Linked DNA regions of Homo sapiens: region 2 is linked to region 1. Evidence: read pairs that join two places in POLR2A ChIA-PET (ENCODE). Cell type or tissue: PC-9. All regions are shown on one strand.

Region 1 (4,000 bases):
TTTATAAGTGACGCACAAAATACAGTTCTCGTGAAAAATGGTATGAGTGTTGCCTGTTTGCTCATACTTTTATGTCACTCACACATCTGTTAATTTTCATCCATATTTCTTCTTGGATATCTAACATTGAATTAATTTTTGTGAAGAAAAATACATCCTGACACACTTCATGTAATATTTTGGAAGAAACATAATCACAGGTGTGAATTACCAAAACTTAGAAGAGCTGTTTATCCACCTTTAATAAGTACTGAATTAATACCTCCCTAATACATTTTGAACTTCTCCTAGTCTCCATTTTCTCTTTTGAGGAAACTATATTAATAAACAAGGCACAGCTTCAAGTCCAAAGCAACTACATATATAAATGTTTATTTCAAAAGTAAGATGTAATACCTGATTTCAACAAATATCTAATTCAAAATATGAAATCTTATAGACACCTAGTCGGCAAATAGGAGATCTTAAGACTCCTAACCTTATATGTATATTTTATATGCTTATCCACAGTCAAAACTTAACTTTCAAGTTTCTTATTTTAATTATAAAAGGCCTATTTTGGAAAAATTTGAAAGCTGAGAACCATTCAAAATGGAATAAGGAGATCTTCTATTAGGTAACTAAGCACCGGGTCCTAGATAACTGTGATGGAACCAGAGGGCAGGGTTTACCAGATGAAATTGGCATAGTCTATGCGTGCACTGAGTACTGCTTGCACCCCACAGCAACACAAACACTTCCAAGTCATCCAGCCTCCCTTTCTCATCCAGAAATGCACATCAGAGCCATCATGCTATTGAATAAACAGGCACCTACATTACTGATTTGCTCCTGAGTCCTCTTCAGTCTCTGTAGCTCAGGAGTGTCCGTGACGATGCTGAAGCCCCTCCCTTTGCTTTCTTCAAAATCTCTTTTGTACTTGACCTAACAAGAAGGGGGAAAAGAAAAGTGAACAGAGGGATCACGAATCCCACTCGGGATAGGCTGGGCCAACGAAGCTGCTGGAATTGGAAACAATGGCTAAAAACACAGATCTCAGCCGGAGGTGCAGTTAAGAACCAGAAGGAAACAGCCAGGCTACCTGGTTTGTGTCACAGAAACTCCACTTACCATTTGTGTGACTTTAAGCAAGTTCTTTAACCACTCTGTGCTCAGTGGTGTCATCTGTACAGCGGCAATAACAAACAACAATGGCTATTTAAGAGGTTGTAGGGATGGGATCAGACTACTTGATGCATGAATCTGGCTGACAGAAACAAGTAAGTACTCCATAATAGTTATTATGATTATCACCATTAATACCATTACTACTGTGAAAGGAAAGAAAATGTAGAAAAAGAAAGCTAAATCTTCTTCTCCTCCTGTGCCCGCCTGTCAGTGAAAAAGCCTCATTTTGAGCCTAAACTGCCCTATGGAGGAGGGAGATGAAGAATTGACAGCTAGCCCTGTCCAAGAAGTTTTTATTCAACTTCAGAAGGCCAACATATGGATACAATTACACAATGCTGTATTGCCAAATGGCAAGTACATAAATGCTTATGAAAATATTTATAAAATAGGCCACACCTAGAGATTAAAAAGCTGCTCACACATGCCCTTGGCATACTGTGTGCTGAAGTAGCGAAGATTTTTTTCAGTATTTAAATATACTTCTTTTCTAATTACAACCCAATGGAGCTGAATTTTACTGTTTCCTCGGAGGACTGGAACAGCTAATGCTTCATCTTACAGAACCCCATCTCCTGTTATTAGCATAATGACAATAACTGTCACACCAGTTAAAGATTTGGCTTGTTAATGACTGAGATGGTTACATCACTTTGTTCTTTTTTTAAGCCTAAATATCAAGAAATTTGGAAACATATTTTGATAATCCATAGAATCCCCATTTTACATTCAAAATTACAAGCTTCCAATCAACACTTACATTGATCATTAAAATTAATTAAGTTAATTTAGGGTTGCCTATTCAATATGATTGTTAGTGTAGTGTAGTCTTCTGCAGAAGGTAGAAAAGTTCACTTCGTTGAACATGGAATGGCTGTTTCTGTTGAATCATGTCTGTATTTAAATACCCAATTCTATCAAGCATTATTATCCTCAAGGATACGACAAGATTTTCTTTTACCAGACAAGCTTGAAAGAAAAACACACACACACACACACACACACACACACACACACACACACACGGAAATCTAGATACTCTCATCGCTTTTAGCTTAAGAATACCTAATTCTTCTCTCTGTACTTTCGATTTGTAAAAGCACTAAACCCCTTACTTTATTCCCATAAGTAAAAGGTCAAATAAACTGCAATATTTTTCTTCCACATAAAATGCTGAGAGATTAGCCTTCTCACCCTCCATCTCCCAGCATGGGTAAAGATCCACATGCTGGCACATTCTCAGCGTTTAATGCCTAACTAAGCAGGCAAGCTATTTAGTTTTGCTGGTAGTAAGCACTGGAGCTCAGAGTAGTAAAATAATAAAAGTTAAAAGGATGACAAGGTTGGAATAGCAACAGGCATGAAGACATAGGAAGAAATGCCTGTGAGACAAGTTCTAGCATTCCTAACACCAGTCTCAGAGAAGGCACAATCACATATTATTTTTGTTACTCGTCTGTATTTTTTAATAGCAATTTCCAAAGACAGAGGTGAAAAGAAAAACCAATAAATTCTAGAATCATAGGTATTTTTGGTTTTTTCTTTTTGTTTTGGTAGTGATGGGTTCTCACTATGTTACCTAGGATGGTCTTGAACTCCTGGCCTCAAGTGATCCTCCTACCTTAGCCTCCCAAAGTGCTGGGATTGCAGGTATCAGCCACCACCACACCCAGCCTAGAATCACAGGTTTTGAGCTGACTACTGTTCAACAATCCTTTCCACATTCACAAGACACAAAAGAATCATCTGACTTTGGCTTGCTGGTTGTGTGACTAACTTTGAGAAGTGTACAATCACCTCTAAAAATGGCTTGCAGAGTGTTGCAGGATTCCTATTTCTTTTGAATGGTGTGAAACACAGCCAAGCCTCTTACCCTCTCAGCACCAGTTCAAGCACCAGCCCACCAGTATTTCTTTACTACACATAGGGAAACTCCGAGCCATTCATCAGCTCTCTCTTTTCCACACTCCCACCCACTTTCATCCTATTTACTTAGGTCTAATTTTAAATGTGGTATCAGATGGTTTGTCAGTCATGTGTAGTCTGATTCTAGGAGGCAAGTGGATATAAAAAGAGAACAGAGGACAGAGGGAAATAGCAGGATGTCTCTCTCCAATCTCATGTGGCCCCTTTGCCCTCACATGACCTCATCCAGCCAAAAAGGACACCACATCCACAAGACCCTGTGATAGATCTCGGGAGGGCCACATAATCTAGCAAGCATCCAGAAGCCTCAGCTCTGGGACTCTGGCAGGAATTCTTGGGAAAGGGGTTGTGTCATTTATTTGTGCTGCTATAAAGGAATACCTGACACTGGGTAATTTACAAAGAAAAGAGGTTTATTTGGCTTATGGTTCTGTAAGCTGTACAGGAAGCATGGTGCCAGCATCTGCTTCTGGTCAGAGCCTCAAGAAGCTTCCAATCATGATGGAAGGTGAAGGGGAGCCAGCGTGTCACATGGCAAGACAGGGAGCAAGGGCAGGGGAATGTGCCAGGCTCTTTAAACCAGCTCTCACGTGAACTCATTGTTGTGGGGAGGGCAAAAAGCCATTCATGAGGGATCCGCCCCCATGATCCAAACACCTCCCATTAGTGCATACCTTCAATGCTCAGGATCACATTTCAACATGAGATTTGAGGGGGACAAACATCCAAACCATATCAGGGGTGCTCTTTTGCTATGGTCTGGCTAGTTTAACTGGCTGTAAAAGTGGAGTTGCTGACTACCATGTGGCCACTGTCCAATAATGAAGTCAACACAGAGGCAAGCAAAAGAGTGATTGAGAGAGAGTCCTGACATCACCATCTGAGCACCTGAATTTAACTCTTCCAA
Region 2 (4,000 bases), 120 kb after region 1:
ATTTCAGGAATAAAAATGTTCTTTGTAGTGTACTGAAAATTTTTTGTAAGTTTGAAGTGTTCCCCACCACCACTAAAAAAAAAAAAAAAAAAAAAAAAAAAAAATTAAGACTGTGTAGAGAGAGTGGAATAAATGGTCCAACTCAGCAATGGGCTATTTCCTCACCTAATTCCGATGCCCATTTTGATCCTATACCAGTGAACTATCACAAGGATGGAAAAAGTACTGTACTTATCACAAAGGACTTGAAAATACATTTATTTAAGAAGGGAAAATTATGGGATATGCAGGAGGGATGCATTTTTTTTTTTTTTTTTTTGAGACAGAGTCTCACTCTGTCACCAAGGCTAGAATGCAGTGGCATATTCTCGGCTCACTGCAACCTCCAGCTCTCAGGTTCAAGCAATTCTCTTGCCTCAGCCTCCCAAATAGCTGGGATTACAGGCGCCTGCCACCACACCTGGCTAATTTTTGAATTTTTTTAGAGACGGGGTTTCACCCTGTTGGCCAGGCTGGTCTCGAACTCCTGACCTCAGTTGATCCACCCAACTCAGCCTTCCAAAGTGCTGGGATTACAGGCGTAAGCCAGCGCACTTGACCTGAATGCACCCTTTCTTTGGTGACTGTTTCATTAAGCAGGAGCGCAGTGCTGAGGAGAAACATTTACACTTACCAGATGCCATCAGAGCCCCTTTGGTATAAAAGCCTTAAAGATTCTTTAGAGAATAGAAACACAAATAAGTTAGGAAGGCCTATCAGGGAAAATGCTGGACAGCATAGCATGACCCCAGGGTAAGCAATAGTCGATTTAAATTGATTTCACAAATGGACTTTCAAAATGAAACTGTGTAGTTGTTGTATTTGACTATCCAGGAAGTTTTTGTCCCTTCTTCTGGGCACTCATCATGTCCCTCCACCCCAGTAGCAGCACCCCACCTCCTTGTAGCAATGATCTGTTCAAGGGGTACACTGAGAACCAAAAGAGCCCGTCTGAGTTCTTTCTGAAATATTTTTGCAATGCTTGAAGAAGGAAACTCTCTCTTTGCACTGCAGTCACTTAGCTAAGATCATCAGCCACTATATACCGCTCCTCTCAGAGAAGTCCTCGGTGGAAGAGAGAGAATAACGCCAGTGTGCAAAGAGGAGGCCAAGGCAGGAGGATCACTTGAGCTCAGGAGTTCGAGAACAGCCTGGGCAACATGGCAAAATCCCGTCTCTACTAAAAATACAAAAATTAGCCAGGCGTGGTTGCGTGCAGCTGTAGTCCCAGCTACTTAGGAGGCTGAGGCAAGAGGATGACTTGAGCCCAGGAGGTGGAGGTTGCAGTGAGCCATGATTGTGCCACTGCACTGCAGCCTAGGTGACAAATGTGCAAATGTGCAAAGGCAAGTTGGGAAGGAAGAAGCTACACTCTTACAGGTCTGCCTATGACTGGAACAGATACTCTGGCATCCTTCCAGAGGCAGCGTACCTTTTCTTACTGAAGAGCCTATGGCCTGGGCTTCTCTCATTTGTCCCCAGAGAGTCCTGACTAATACAATTGTCATCTTGGGAAAAAAACCCTAGTATAAATAACCTGAATTTCCAGCACAGTTCCCAAGTATTTGGGTAGCACAAGCTGGTTTTTCAGGCCCTAATCACCTGCTGGATAAACCAGCCACTGTGGTCCCAGATTGGGTATTAAATTCTGCAGTCCAGAGAGATGGGAGTGGCTTTGAGACTTTCTCAAATTTCTCTGCACCCTTCATTTAACCGCAAGTGGTCACAGTGTGTGGTTTATGCGTTGAGTGTTGAATGCAGCTATACATACATTGTTGCCTCATTCACAGATTGCTTTATGTCTGTATGGCTTGCCTCCTCAGTTACACTGTAACAGTTTTATGGGCAAGAGTCTATAGTTTGTTTCTCTCTCGCTGCAATCACTGAGTAGATACTCAATAAACAAGATTGAATGGGTAGAGCAAATATAAAAGGCCAATGTTAAAACTAAGTCTCAGCCTGTAATCCTAGCTACTGGGGAGGCTGAGGCATGGGAATCACTTGAACCCAGGAAGGATCCCAGGAGGCAGAGGTTGCAGTGAGCCGAGATCGTGCCACTGCACTGCAGCCTGGGTGACGGAGCAAGACTCTGTCCCAAAAAAAAAATAAAAAAATAAAAATAAAAAACAGCAACAATGAAGTCTCTTGAGGGAAATAAAACTAAAGAGAGTAGAAGAGTTCAACCAGAAATTAGAAATTCACAGAATTCAGGATGGACGTCTAAGAAATACTGAATGAATGAAATAACCTTGCCTTCTCCCTCCTGCTCCATTGCCAGCAACATTCAAGCCAAAGCACAGGGGCATACGCACTAGCACAGAGAGAACCCGGTTGCTGCCAAGACTCAACATGACTTTACCACCTGGTCTGGTCATGGTTCTTGGTCAACTCATTAGGAAGCTTGGTGGGGAGTTTACGCATGGCTAGCCCTGTTGCACATGAATGCTTTTTAGAAAAGAGACCAGTGGGTTAGTGCGGAAAAATGTGAAAGGGTTATGCCAATCTGATTTCCTCTAGCCTATGGTAGTGTCACTGGGCTTGTCACATTCACTGTGCCTGAATAGCTTCTTCCCAGCCACCAACCAATACCACTTGGAAGACAAACCTACCAGCGATTTTGAAAGAATTGCCTTCTAAACTCGCTTGATTTTCATGTGAGGACCCATTATATTTCTCACGCTCCATCACATGCTAATCTTGAAACATTTATATTTCTTCCAAAAGTAGAATGCCCTTCTGAGATTTTACTAAGTCATAGCTACTTTCTTCTCATTGTTTTAGAGATGTGGAATTTTTCCAATTGTGCATTTTCAGTTAATTTGTTTTAAAACAGCACGTAGGCCAAGTATGGTGGCTCGTGCCTGGAATCCCAGAAGTTTGGGAAGCCGAGGCGGAAGGACTGCTTGAAGCCAGGAGTTCGAGACCAGTCTGGGCAACAAAATGAGAACCTGTCTCTACAAACAACAAACAAACAAAAAAACTTAATTAGCCAAGCATAGTGGTGCACACCGATGGTCCCAGCTACTTGGGAGACTGAGGCTGGAGGATCATTTGAGCCCAAGAGTTAGAGGCTGCAGTGAACTATGATCATGCCACTGTACTCCAGCCTCAGCGACGGAGTAAGACCTTGTCTCTAAAAATTAAAATTAAAATTAGAAATAAAACAACATATATACAAAAGCTCATTTAATTAATACATTAAAGCAATTTTCTACATAAATATTAAGAAGTGTATATGTGTTAAAGTAAAGTTTTGTTCTAATATAAATGCACAACTATGAAAATATATATAAATGTAGGACCTCATGGCAACAGGACAAAAGAGGCAAAAATATGCACTTCTCATTTACATCTCACTCGGCAGGGCAGGCAAGTCTCTCAGATATCATGAATAAACATTTAAAAATGTTTAGATATACAGGAGGAGCTTTTATGGAAATCTGCATTTTTTTCATTTGGGATTTTCTTAAAATGGGCTGTATCTGTACTTTTCCTTGTCTTCACAGTACTTCTTTGATAAGATGTACTTTGAAAAAAAAATCCATAAATATGTGTGTTTTCAACCAGGAGAATCTGGCGTTGTATTGGTGTACTAATGTAGAAAACAAGCAAAAGAGACTAGGCAATGCAGTTTGTTGCCCATTTTCACAATTTCCATAGGAATTAAAGAGTTCGACTCCGTGTTGTTATCATTTAGGCCCACATGAAATAGAGCCCTTTTCTAGAAGTGTTTAGAAATATCCCAGAAAAATATTAGCTTATCCAAAACTGCACGATTTGTGTAAGGAGAAATCAATGACATAACAGATTTCTCATTTTTCTGTCAATTGTGCTAAGACCCTATAACTCAAACAAGGTGATGCTATTTCCAGATGGCTATAGCTGCTCCCTATAGGTTTCCTCTCAAACATAAAAGTTATTCTTTAAAAACACTGCAGCCAATGAATGATATAGAGAATTT

What was found. ChIA-PET counts read pairs that join two places held together with the same protein. Peaks named below come from ENCODE experiments on the same cell type or tissue, not always from the same donor. Only the 100,000 strongest peaks of a DNase experiment are listed, where the experiment ranks them.
Region 2: POLR2A ChIA-PET joins it to region 1 with 9 read pairs; 3 of 35 experiments call an interaction of 5 or more read pairs at or near these places.

The regions. Positions count from the first base shown.
Region 1 is chr10:20,960,856-20,964,855 of GRCh38, forward strand. It overlaps a transcript of NEBL not described here. Among named protein-coding and RNA genes, the nearest start is that of NEBL, 66 kb to the left of the region's middle. In PC-9, no CTCF peak of the experiment used is centred here; no DNase peak of the experiment used is centred here.
Region 2 is chr10:21,082,462-21,086,461 of GRCh38, forward strand. It overlaps a transcript of NEBL not described here. Among named protein-coding and RNA genes, the nearest start is that of NEBL-AS1, 90 kb to the right of the region's middle. RefSeq lists a silencer at 2,101-2,254. In PC-9, no CTCF peak of the experiment used is centred here; a DNase peak (open chromatin) is centred at 1,590; H3K27ac peaks cover 1,554 bases.